2 separate regions of the Homo sapiens genome follow, and region 1 is linked to region 2. A link is an interaction called in ENCODE POLR2A ChIA-PET data of the cell type or tissue named here. Cell type or tissue: OCI-LY7. All regions are shown on one strand. Links, peaks and the distances in the headings refer to the core of each region. The heading gives the core; the rest is flanking DNA. Region 1 overlaps FANCA (FA complementation group A). Region 2 overlaps SPIRE2 (spire type actin nucleation factor 2).

Evidence for each region. Peaks named below come from ENCODE experiments on the same cell type or tissue, not always from the same donor. Only the 100,000 strongest peaks of a DNase experiment are listed, where the experiment ranks them.
Region 1: POLR2A ChIA-PET joins it to region 2 with 6 read pairs; 23 of 35 experiments call an interaction of 5 or more read pairs at or near these places.

Annotation. Positions count from the first base shown.
Region 1 is chr16:89,810,095-89,812,594 of GRCh38, reverse strand. FANCA (FA complementation group A) reads left to right here. Exons shown (of 43, transcript NM_000135.4): 4 at 1,524-1,666; 5 at 1,793-1,888. Among named protein-coding and RNA genes, the nearest start is that of FANCA, 5.3 kb to the left of the region's middle. In OCI-LY7, for the core only: no CTCF peak of the experiment used is centred there; DNase peaks (open chromatin) are centred at 1,034 and 1,594; H3K4me3 peaks cover 2,123 bases; H3K27ac peaks cover 2,271 bases.
Region 2 is chr16:89,862,065-89,870,916 of GRCh38, reverse strand. It overlaps SPIRE2 (spire type actin nucleation factor 2), which reads right to left. Exons shown (of 15, transcript NM_032451.2): 11 at 7,307-7,441; 12 at 7,056-7,123; 13 at 2,701-2,728; 14 at 1,235-1,350; 15 at 1-867. The coding sequence ends at 645. LOC112268179 (a long non-coding RNA gene) reads left to right here. Exons shown (of 2, transcript XR_002957933.2): 2 at 1-540. Among named protein-coding and RNA genes, the nearest start is that of TCF25, 7.1 kb to the left of the region's middle. RefSeq lists enhancers at 6,428-6,517, 6,578-6,657. In OCI-LY7, for the core only: no CTCF peak of the experiment used is centred there; a DNase peak (open chromatin) is centred at 6,766; H3K4me3 peaks cover 1,506 bases; H3K27ac peaks cover 1,564 bases.

The DNA.
Region 1 (2,500 bases), core at 1-2,500, 53 kb after region 2:
GACTCACCGCAACCTCTGCCTCCCTAGTTAAAGTGATTCTCCTGCCTCAGCCTCCTGAGTAGCTGGTATTACAGGCATGCACCACCACGCCTGGCTAATTTTGTATTTTTAGTAGAGATAGGGTTTCACCATGTTGGTCAGGCTGGTCTCAAACTCCCGACCTCAGGTGATCCACCCGCCTCGGCCTCCCAAAGTGCTGGGATTACAGGAGGGACCCACTGAGCCTGGCCTCCAGTTTTTTTTTGTTTTGTTTTTTTGAGATGAAGTCTGGCTCTGTCGCCCAGACTGCAGTGTAGTGGCGTGATCTCGGCTCACTGCAAACTCCGCCTCCTGGGTTCACGCCATTCTTCGCCTCAGCCTCCTGAGTAGCTGGGACTACAGGCTCCCGTCACCAAACCTGGCTAATTTTGTTTTTGTGTCTTTAGTAGAGACAGGGTTTCACCGTGTTAGCCAGGATGGTCTCGATCTCCTGACCTTGTAATCCGCCCGCCTCGGCCTCCCAAAGTGCTGGGATTACAGGCGTGAGCCACCGTGCCCGGCCCGGTTTCTTTAAACAATTAATTTTGGCTCACGTGGTGGCTCACACCTGTAATCCCAGCAGTATGGGAGGCCGAGGCGGGCGGATTAATGAGGTTGGGAATTGGAGACGAGCCTAGCCAACATAGTGAAACCCCATCTCTACTAAAAATACAAAAAATTAACTGGGCGTAGTGACGCGTGCCTGTAATCCCAGCTACTTGGGAGGCTGAGGCAGGAGAATCGCTTGAACCTGAGAGGCGGAGGTTGCAGTGAGCTGAGATGGCGCCGTTGCACTTCAGTCCAGGCGGCAGTGTAAGACACCATTGCAAAAAAATAAAACAAAAAAAAATTAATTTTGGAAGACAAATAAATTAGAAAATGATTTCTTGGCATTGCCTGCTTCCAGGTTGCCCACCGTTTCTCACTTTATTGAATGCAGACCAGTGGCTGGTTGCTCAGGAGAATGGTGGCTGCCTGCAGGCTGTTAGTGAGGTTCCACTTGGTGGCCTGCGGACTGAGCACAGCTGTGACTGCACCTGCCCACCAGGTGCATGGCAGAATGTTGGGAAATCCCTGCCTAATTTTATCACAACCATCAATGTGAGTCAACAGGGGCAGGCTTATCTCTGAAGTAATTAGAAAAACAATGTAATTGAAAGAGCCTGCTGCAGTTCTCAATTTATTGTGCTCCTTTGTAAAAAGATGATAAAGTTCTTGGTCAGAATATATTTCTTTATCTTGCTCCTTTTGTGTCATGGGAAACGTAACAAATACCAATGTATAACTCTGGGTTCAGGTGTTGCCACCAGTTTTATTGTGAGCTGCTTGGATCATCAAATTCTCATTTTTATCTCATGTTTTTCCCTTTGCATCTATTCTCCCCGTTTAAAAGGCAATTTTTTTTGTGCTGCATCTTAAAATAAGGCATTTTAAACAGCAAGTCTTTGGTTTTAGATTTTGTCTCATGTGTTAAGAGAAAGCTATGGTTTTGTTTTGTGTTTAAGGCTCTGCTTTGCAGGATCAAGCCTCAAGGCTGGGGGTTCCCGTGGGTATTCTCTCAGCCGGGATGGTTGCCTCTAGCGTGGGACAGATCTGCACGGCTCCAGCGGAGACCAGTCACCCTGTGCTGCTGACTGTGGAGCAGAGAGTAAGACACCAGCAAAGATGAGGAAACCTGCCCGTTGTTACTTTTAAGCTGGTTGGGAAAATAGGACATAGCTTTAGTATTGTTTCAGGTAATTTGTTTTTTAAAAAATGTAATCTCTCTTTTCAGAAGAAGCTGTCTTCCCTGTTAGAGTTTGCTCAGTATTTATTGGCACACAGTATGTTCTCCCGTCTTTCCTTCTGTCAAGAATTATGGAAAATACAGGTAAATTTGAGATTGCAAATCTGACTCTCCAGTGTTCCAGGCAATGTTCTGTTGATCTGGATGGAGGCAACAGAGTACCTGGGTTTTCTTGGGAATTCTCCAAGCTTCTCATTAATTACAGAGAGTGGATGAAAAAGGGTTTAGAAATCATCTGTGGATTGGAAAGAAGTACCTTCAATTGCCATTTTTTGTCCCTATTCACCTATCATTAGTAATATTTATTAGACTAGAATATATTGAAAAACACGTTTAGCCTTGGGTATATTAGTATGGAGAATTTTCCAGGGTAGTATAGTAAACTATTAAAAAAAAATGTATGTAATTTTTTTTTCCAGAGACAGGGTCTCGCCTTGTTGCCCAGGCTGGTCTTTTTTTTTTTTTTTTGAGACGAAGTCTCGCTCTGTCGCACAGGCTGGAGTGCAGTGGCGTGATCTTGGCTCACTGCAAGCCCCACCTCCCAGGTTCACGCCATTCTCCTGCCTCAGCCTCCCGAGTAGCTGGGACTACAGGTGACTGCCACCACGCCCAGCTAATTTTTTGTATTTTTTAGCAGAGACGGGGTTTCACCGTGTTAGCCAGGATGGTCTCGATCTCCTGACCTCGTGATCTGCC
Region 2 (8,852 bases), core at 5,378-7,877:
ACAACATTTCATCATGTTGGCCAGGCTGGTCTCAAACTCCTGACCTCAGGTGATCCTCCCTCCTCGGCCTCCCAAAGTGCTGGAATTACAGGCCTGAACCACCACGCCTGGCCAGACCTTTCAAACAGGTGGGGGTGCCTCCCAGGAGGACCCTGCCTACTCAGAGACTTCCCAGATGCCTCTGCTGCCTGAGTCCCCACAAAGGGAGAGCAGAGGCAAGCAGGGCACTCTGGTCCAGCTGGGAGCCAAGATACCCTGTCCCCACCTAGACGTCCACTGGGGAAGGGAAACTGCCGTTCGCATTCCTGGGGACGGAGAAGAGCATGGGAACATGGGATGCAGTCTGTGCCAGGATCTAGAACCTTCTGCTTTCTCTCTTCAGTGAGAAAACCCACCCTGTTCCCTCCCCTTCCTCCCTGGCAAGGAATCCTGAGAAGAAACAGCCTCCCCCAGGGAGGGTTTTGAAGTGCGCCTGAACCCAAATGAGCTCTGGGGCCAGGAAACAGTGTATATAAATATATAGACTGTGTGTATATATTATAAATGTATCTATATATGTATATATGTACATGCACAGCTCAGAGCGTCCTAGCCTGATACAGGGCCTGCCTGGTGCCTCCTGGAGGCCTGGCCACCTGGGGCTGTCACTTGAAGTCAAGAGTCCTGGTGTTAGGGATGTAGAGGGATTGGGTCTGGCGACTGCGTCGTGGCGTAGTGTTGAGGACGTCCACGCTCTTGCGGCTGGAACGCACCACGTCTGCCACAAAGCTGGTGCACTCACTGCAGACATCCTTCAGGACACAGCCGTGGGAGTAGATGTGGGGGAACGCCTCCTCCACGCTCTGCCACTGTGGCCCTTGCAGAGACCTGGGAAGTGGGAGAGGGCACTCAGGGAGAGGAGCCAGCCAGGGTGCCACACCCCCCTCCCTGCTTGTGCATGCCACAGCCCCCTCCTGGCTGCCTTTCACCCTAGGCCTCCCCTTGGCCCTCAGGCAACAAACACAGCTAGCAGTGTTCATCTCAGCAGACTGTTCCCTGACCACCCAAGTCCAGTTTCCATCTCATACTGCTCAGCCTCCCAGAGCCCTACACAACGATCCGTCTCTGCCTTGCATTTCCATTTCCTTGGGGTGTCCTAGCAAACAGACAAAGCCAGCCCCCTCCACCCCAGCTCCCAAGTTCCTCTTCACGCCCGACCACCACAGTGACATCAGCAGCAAGGCGAAGAACGCACTGAAAGATGTCTCTTCTCTGGATTGGCGCGGTTTTGGCAGCTGATACCCTCTGAGGACTCTCAAAGCCCAGTGTGTAGACAGGGATGTGTCCAAATTTCTTAGAAGGCATCTTCATCTGCAGCACAGAGGGAGGAGGTATGAACCAGGCACCACCAGAGACATTCAGGTACACTCAGTGCTAGGGGACCTCCCTCCCCAGTCTGGGACCTGCGTGGCAGCCAGGGCTTCCTGGAGAATATTCTCTGTCCCTGTGCTCTCCGATGTCTCCTCTGTGCCTTTTGGCTGAAGACTGGCACGGGGTTCCTGCTTGCTGCACATCTGGACAGGGGCTTCTTAGAGCGCAAGAACCGTCCCTTTTTATACCATGCGGGACCTGCCACGTTTCCTGCTCATCTGGACAGGGGCTCCTTAGAGGGCAAGAACTTTCCCTTTTTATACTATACGGGACCTGCCACCTTACCCTGCACATAATCAACATTTAACATGGATGAGGTGGAAGTTTTTCCATTGCCAAGTGGCAGGATGTAGAGTAAGATTTAAAAATAGTGGTAGTAAGAGTACTCCTTAAGCAGAGTTTTGCTTCTGAACTGAGGCCTGAGGGGTAACATATATATATATATATATATATTTTTTTTTTTTTTTTTTTTTTTAAGACACAGATCTTGCTCTATTGCCCAGGCTGGAGTACAGAGGCACAGCCATACTCACTGCAGCCTTGAATTTGCTGGGCTCAAGAGATCCTCCCACCTCAGCCTCCCAAAGTGCAGGAACTGCAGGCATGAGCCACCGCGCCTGGCTGGTGACATACTTTTATTTGTATTTTGTCTTTTTGAGACGGAGTCTCTGTCACCCAGGCTGTAGTGCAGTGGCACAATCATAGCTCACTGTGGCCTCCACCTCCCGGGTTCAAGTAATTCTCATGCCTCAGCCTCCTGAGTAGCTAGGATTACAGGTGCGTGCCACCATGCCCAGCTAATTTTTTTGTATTTTTAGTAGAGATGGGGTTTCACCATGTTGGCCAGGCTGGTCTCAAGTGGTCCGCCAGCCTCACTGGCCTCCCAAAATGCTGGGATTACAGGTGTGAGCCACCGTGCCCAGCTGACATACTTTTAAATGTTAGGATCCCTTTACCTCTGTGCACCTGCACATAAGCACACACCTCAACTGCAATAAGAAGCCCCTCCTAAAACACCCAAAAAGTTATAGAATGTAAGAAGGTAGGACTTTTAGAGGGGAAGTGAAGGGTTTTTTGGCACGAGGCTACTAACGTGCAATGTTTAAAAACAAAAACCTGTAAGGGTCTTTAAAAACTGCACACTATCTTGGAAAGTATAGGAATGGATTCTGCCTGAAAGGAAATGGATGAGGTGCCTGGTGAGGCAGCATCATCCAACACATCCAATCAAAGCCAGTGGAGCCCCTCATCTGCCTTGCTCAGACCCCAGAGATCCCACATGGTCCTCACCTTTATGCTACAGGAAGTGCAGACGGCTCTGGAAGGGAACAGAGGAAATGCAGCATCAGCAGGGAGGAAGCCCACAAACAGCTGAGAAACAGTCGCATCCCGGCCTCCACGCATCCGAGGTCAAACCATCCTTGCCTTCTGCCTGATGCTTGGTTACTTCAGTACTTTATTTTACTCCAAAATCTTGCTTTTCTTTATACTTAGGTATCCACCCAAAATATATGTGCTCCTTGGCATTCTCTCAGGAAGGATGGCTCCAGGAGTTTTCTCCTGCCAAGTTTTCTATTGCCAAGTGGTAGGATATAGAGTAAGGTTTAAACATAGTGGTGGTGGGCCAGATGTGGTAGCTTACGCCTGTAATCCCAGCACTTTGGGAGGCCAAGGCAAGTGGATCACCTGAGGTCAGGGGTTTGAGACAAGCCTGACCAACAAGGTGAAACCTCGTTTCTACTAAAAATACAAAAATGAGTTGGGCGTGGCAGCAGGCACCTGTAATCACAGCTACTTGGGGGGCTGAGATAGGAGAATGGCATGAACCTGGGAAGTGGAGGTTGCAGTGAGCTGAGATCACGCCACTGCACTCCAGCCTGGGGGACTGAGCGAAACTCTGTCTCAAAAAAAAAAAAAAATGGTGGTAAAAGTCCCTCTTAAGCAGATTTTTGTTTCTGAACCAAGGCATGATGGGTCTTTCTGAACCAAGCCATGATGGGTCACATACTTTTGGAAAGTTTAAAAACAAAAACCTACAAGGGTCTTTAAAAACTGCACACTGTCGGCCAGGCGCGATGCCTCACGCCTGTAATCCCAGCACTTTGGGAGGCCAAGGCAGGTGGATCACGAGGTCAGGTGTTCAACATCGGCCTGGCCAAGATGGTGAAACCCCGTCTCTACTAAAAATACAAAAAATTAGCCGGGCATGGTGGCGGGCACCTGTAATCCCAGCTACTCGGGAGGCTGAGGCAGAGAATTGCTTGAACCCAGGAGGCGGAAGTTGCAGTGAGCCGAGATCATGGCACTGCACCGCAGCCTGGGTGACAGAGAGAGACTCTGTCTCAAAAAAAACAAAAAGCAAACAACAACAACAACAAAAAACAAAAAAAAAACTTGCACACTGTCTTGGAAAGACATCTAAGATTCCTTCTAAGAAGACGTGTAGACATTGGTGTGTACCTGACACTACTCACCATAAAAGCACCATGGAAGCTAGAGGGGCCTCAACTGAGATGCTCAGTTTTAAACAGTGATTCAATTTTGTTTTAATTCCCATATCTGATTTCAAAAATAAATACCTTCTTATAAAAAATTCAAGGCTGGGCGCGGTGGCTCAAGCCTGTAATCCCAGCACTTTGGGAGACCGAGATGGGCAGATCACGAGGTCAGGAGATCGAGACCATCCTGGCTAACATGGTGAAACCCCGTCTCTACTAGAAATGCAAACAAATTAGCCAGGCCTGGTGGCGGGCACCTGTAGTTCCAGCTACTCGGGAGGCTGAGGCAGGAGAATGGCGTGAACCCGGGAGGTGGAGCTTGCAGTGAGCCGAGATTGTGCCACTGCACTCCAGCCTGGGTGACAGAGTGAGATTCCATCTCAAAAAAGAAAAAAGAAAAAAAAAAAAATTCAAGGCTGGGCGTGGTGGCTCACCGCTGTAATCCCAGCACTTTGGGAGGCCAAGGTGGGCGATCACCTGAGGTCGGGAGTTGGAGATCAACCTGACCAACATGGAGAAACCCCATCTCTACTAAAAATACGAAATTAGCAAGTGTGGTGGCACATGCCTGTAATGCCAGCTACTCAGGAGGCTGAGGCAGGAGAATCACTTGAACCTGGGAGGCAGAGGTTGCAGTGAGCTGAGATCGCGGCATTGCACTTCCGACTGGGCAACAAGAGTGAAACTCTATCTCAAAAAAATAAAAAAAAAAAATTCAAACATGAGAGAATTAAAATGTAGACACCACATGCTCAGAAGTGATCCCTGCTAGTAATGGTTTCCATCCTCCAGGCTTTTCCAAGCATATATCAACAGAAATATACATAATTTTACAGATAAAATTAGGTGATTTTTTTTTCCCAGACAGGTCTTGCTCTGTCACCCAGGCTGGAGTGCAGTGACACCGTCATAGCTCACTGCAGCCTTGACCTCCTTGGCTCAAGTGATCCTCCCACCTCAGCCTCCCAAAGTGCTGGGATTATAGGCATGAGCTACCATATCCACCATATCCAGCCTTACCTTTTTTTTTTTTTTTTTTTTTTGAGACAGTCTCCCTCTGTTGCCCAGTCTGGAGTGCAGTGGCGCGATCTCGGCTCACTGCACCCTCCACCTCACAGGTTCAAGCAGTTCTCCTGCCTCAGCCTCCCGAGTAGCTGGGACTACAGGCACCCGCCACCACGCCCAGCTAATTTTTTGTATTTTTAGTAGAGACAGGGTTTCATCGTGTTAGCCAGGATGGTCTCGATCTCCCGACCTCGTGATCTGCCAGCGTTGGCCTCCCAAAGTGCTGGGATCAAGGTGTGAGCCACCGCGCCCGGCCCAGCCTTACTTTTTTATTCAGTCTGGGAAATTCTAACTTTTACTTGGGTCGTGTGGATGACTTACAGTTAATGTGATGCGAGATACAGTTGTGTTTAAGGCTGTCATTTGCTATTTGTTTTGTTTTTGACTCATTTGTTTGTTCTCCTTCTTTTCCTACCTTTTTTTGGATTAATTACTGTTTATGGTCCCATCTTATCTCCTTTGTTGGCTTATTAGCTGTAACTGTTTTATTTTAGTGGTTGCTTTAGGACTTATGGTATACATCTTTAACTTATCACAGTCTACCTTTAAGTAATATTTGTATAGCGTGTATAATACCTTACTATACCTTATCATAGTGATTCACCTTACCATAGTGAACCTTAAAATAGTATACTTCTGGCCAGGCGCGGTGGCTTACGCCTGTAATCCCAACACTTTGGGAGGCAGAGGTGGGCAGATCCTGAGGTCAGGGGATCGAGACCATCCTGGCTAACATGGTGAAACCCCATCTCTACTAAAAATACAAAAAATTAGCTGGGAGTGGTAGCAGGTGCCTGTAGACCCAGCTACTCGGGAAGCTGAGGCAGGAGAATGGTGGGAACTCAGGAGGCGGAGCTTACAGTGAGCCAAGATCGTGCCACTGCACTCCAGCCTGGGCGCCAGAGCGAGACTCCTTCTCAAAAAAAAAAAAAAAAAAAAGGAAAAAAAGTATACTTCCAATTTTCCCCTCTCCCTGACCTTCATGCTAACTGCTGTTATCAACACTACTTACACACGTGTTACAAAACCCACAATACATTGTAATTAATTTTGTCTTGTTTTTTGCATGCCACACATTTTATCTTGCTGAGTACTGGTTTGTTTTTTTGTTGATGTTTAAAAAATTCTTATTCTTGAGCTTTGTTCTCAGAATCAGTTAAGATACTTGTGAACAGTTTGATCCTTTCAGGTCTTGCTTTTATGATGTATCAGTCAGGCCTAGAGCAACAATCACTTTGGGCTACTTACTCCACGTTAGTGAGGCGAGTCCTTTGTGTGCATTCCAGTTAGTGCCCTGTGAATTATGACATTTCTGCCTGTGGCCGGTGGAAACCGATGTTACTCATTCCTGCCCCTGAGCACCGTCCCTTCAGATCTTTAGAACAAGGGAAGGTAAATTTTTTGTGTAAAGGGCCAGAGAATAAACCTTTTAGGCGTGGCTGAGCGAGTAATAAATGGGTGTGGCTGTGTCCAGTGAGATTTTACTTGCAAAACAGGCCGAGGACCAGATTTGGCCCGTGGCTATAGTCTGCCAATCTCTGCTTTAGGATAAATGTTCTGCAGCCTTCAGTCATTTCCTTCAGAGAGGGGGACCTTCTCTGAGGCTTTCTCGGCGCAGCCCTCTCCTCTGGAGTTCTACACGGCGGACTCGAGCTGCTGTGGTCTCCCTGGATTCTCAGCCTGACCTCCTCCATCTGGGGAGTCCGGCAGCTGTGGCTCATGACCTAGAAACTCTCCAGGCAATGACTGTGGTGATGGCAGGCTTGCCCCGTTGTGTTTCCTTTTTGTTGCCTGCTGTCTTGAAAACCATTGTTTCACATCCTGTTTGTTCTTGGCTGTGGAAGATGCCTATTACCCCATCTTGGCTGAAACTGGGAGTTGCTTAGCTATTTAAATTTAATTTAATTTAAATACAATTTAAAATTTAACTCCTCATTCGTACTAACCATATCTTGTGGACTCATCAGCCATCGAACATGCTAGAACATTCCTGGAATCACAGGAAGTTCTGTGGGCGGTACTGCCCCGAGGTTTCTCGCCTCCTCCTTCCCTTGTGAACTGACAGCTAAAGGGAAGGCTCACCTCTTGCAGAAGAGACAGCTGGGCGGCCACGAGAACAGCGGGAACTTGGCCCGGCAGCAGCAGCAAATCTGTCAGGAGAGACTGGTTAGAGCCCCGCTTTGTCCAAAGCTCCCTGGGGTCCCGCCCTGTCCCTGCTACCCCCTCAGGGCTCCCAACCAGATCATGAGCAAACAGTCCTGGGAACTGGCCCTCTCGGCACCCGCCCCTGACCCAGCGGGCAAGAGCGTAGCCCCACGTCTAGGCAGCCTCACCTTCCCCTTCTTCAGACTGCTGAAGAGCTCCTTGTTCTGCAAAAACTTTTCCATCTCGGCCTTCACCAGCACACGGCGCACGTCCATCACCTCTTCCACAGTCAGCGCCAGGCTCTCCACGGGGTGGCTGAACTCCTAGGGGACGGCCTCAGGTAGGAAGTCTTCTATGCAGGAGGCTCCCCTAGCTTACTCTCCTTCCCTGAGGACCCTAACCCTCCCTGGCCTCAGCCTAAACAAGCCTGCGACCTTCTAAAACGCTGTCCATCAGCCATCTTGTCCATCAGCCATCCATCCCCATGTCTTTGATGGGCCCTGCTGCTGCAGGCCAGGCCTCCCATGACCAGCGGACCCTGCCGGCCAGCCCAGCCTTCACTGGCCACGCTCCACACAAACTCCCCTCAGCCCATGTCTGTTCAAGGTGTCCCTGCCTGCAAACACACCATGGGCTGATCCACACCAGCCAGAATCCATCTCAAACCTTCCCTCCCTGAGCAGCTGATGTCCTCTTTTCTGGAAGGTCCAGGACCCTCCAACAGGCCACCTCAGCTTGCATCTGCCCATCTGCGCTCAGCACACCTCCCGTGTCCTGGCCACTGATTCCTGGGGCCACCTTATGTTGAGTGTGTCCTGTTTTTGCTTCCCTGTGCTTGGCATAGAACTTGACACCTGATCTCTCTAAGCCTCAGTTTTCTCTTCTGTAAAATGGGGCTGGATTTCAGCTCCATCGAGATGATTCAGTTAAAGCCCTTAAACACACTGCCAGCACAGCGTTCGCAGTGTCGGTCATCACTGCCAAGGCAGGTGGGCACCATCTATGAAGGTGCCACAGAGATGGAGTTGGACCATGTTTTCTGCTTTGGATTTGCAGTGGGTTGTCCTGTCTAAAGCTGTGAACACACGCTCCTGGCATTGGGGGGAGCGGGGCCCTTGCATTCCTTCCTTCCTCTGACCTGAGGCACCCAGGGCTTTAGGCTTCTGTTGCCAGTTGCCTGATGGTGCCGTTTCCATCTGAACAATTCACCTCAGGTGCCACAGGTGTGACGCCAACAACGTCCGTGGCCAGGAGACCTCACGCCAGGTACAGAGAAGGGCCGCCTGCTCCCCAGGTGAGGCTGTGAGCCCAGGGCAGATGGAAGGCCAGGTTCTGTGGTGCTCAGTAGCCCCCCTTCAGAAAGCACTTCTGAGACTTCAGAGCTAAAGAACCACTCATGTGACCTGTGGTCATCTTAAATGTGTCCTCTAATTCCTTAAGAAGTGGGCCTTGGCCGGGTGCGGTGGCTCACGCCTGTGATCCCAGCACTTTGGGAGGCCGAAGAGGGCGGATGACGAGGTCAGGTCCCAGCACTTTGGGAGGCCGAAGAGGGCGGATGATGAGGTCAGGAGATCGAAACCATCCTGGCTAACACGATGAAACCCCGTCTCTACTAAAAATACAAAAAATTAGCCGGGTGCGGTGGTGGGCGCCTGTAGTCCCAGCTACTCGGGAGGCTGAGGCAGGAGAATGGCATGAACCCGGGAGGCGGAGCTTGCAGTGAGCCGAGATGGC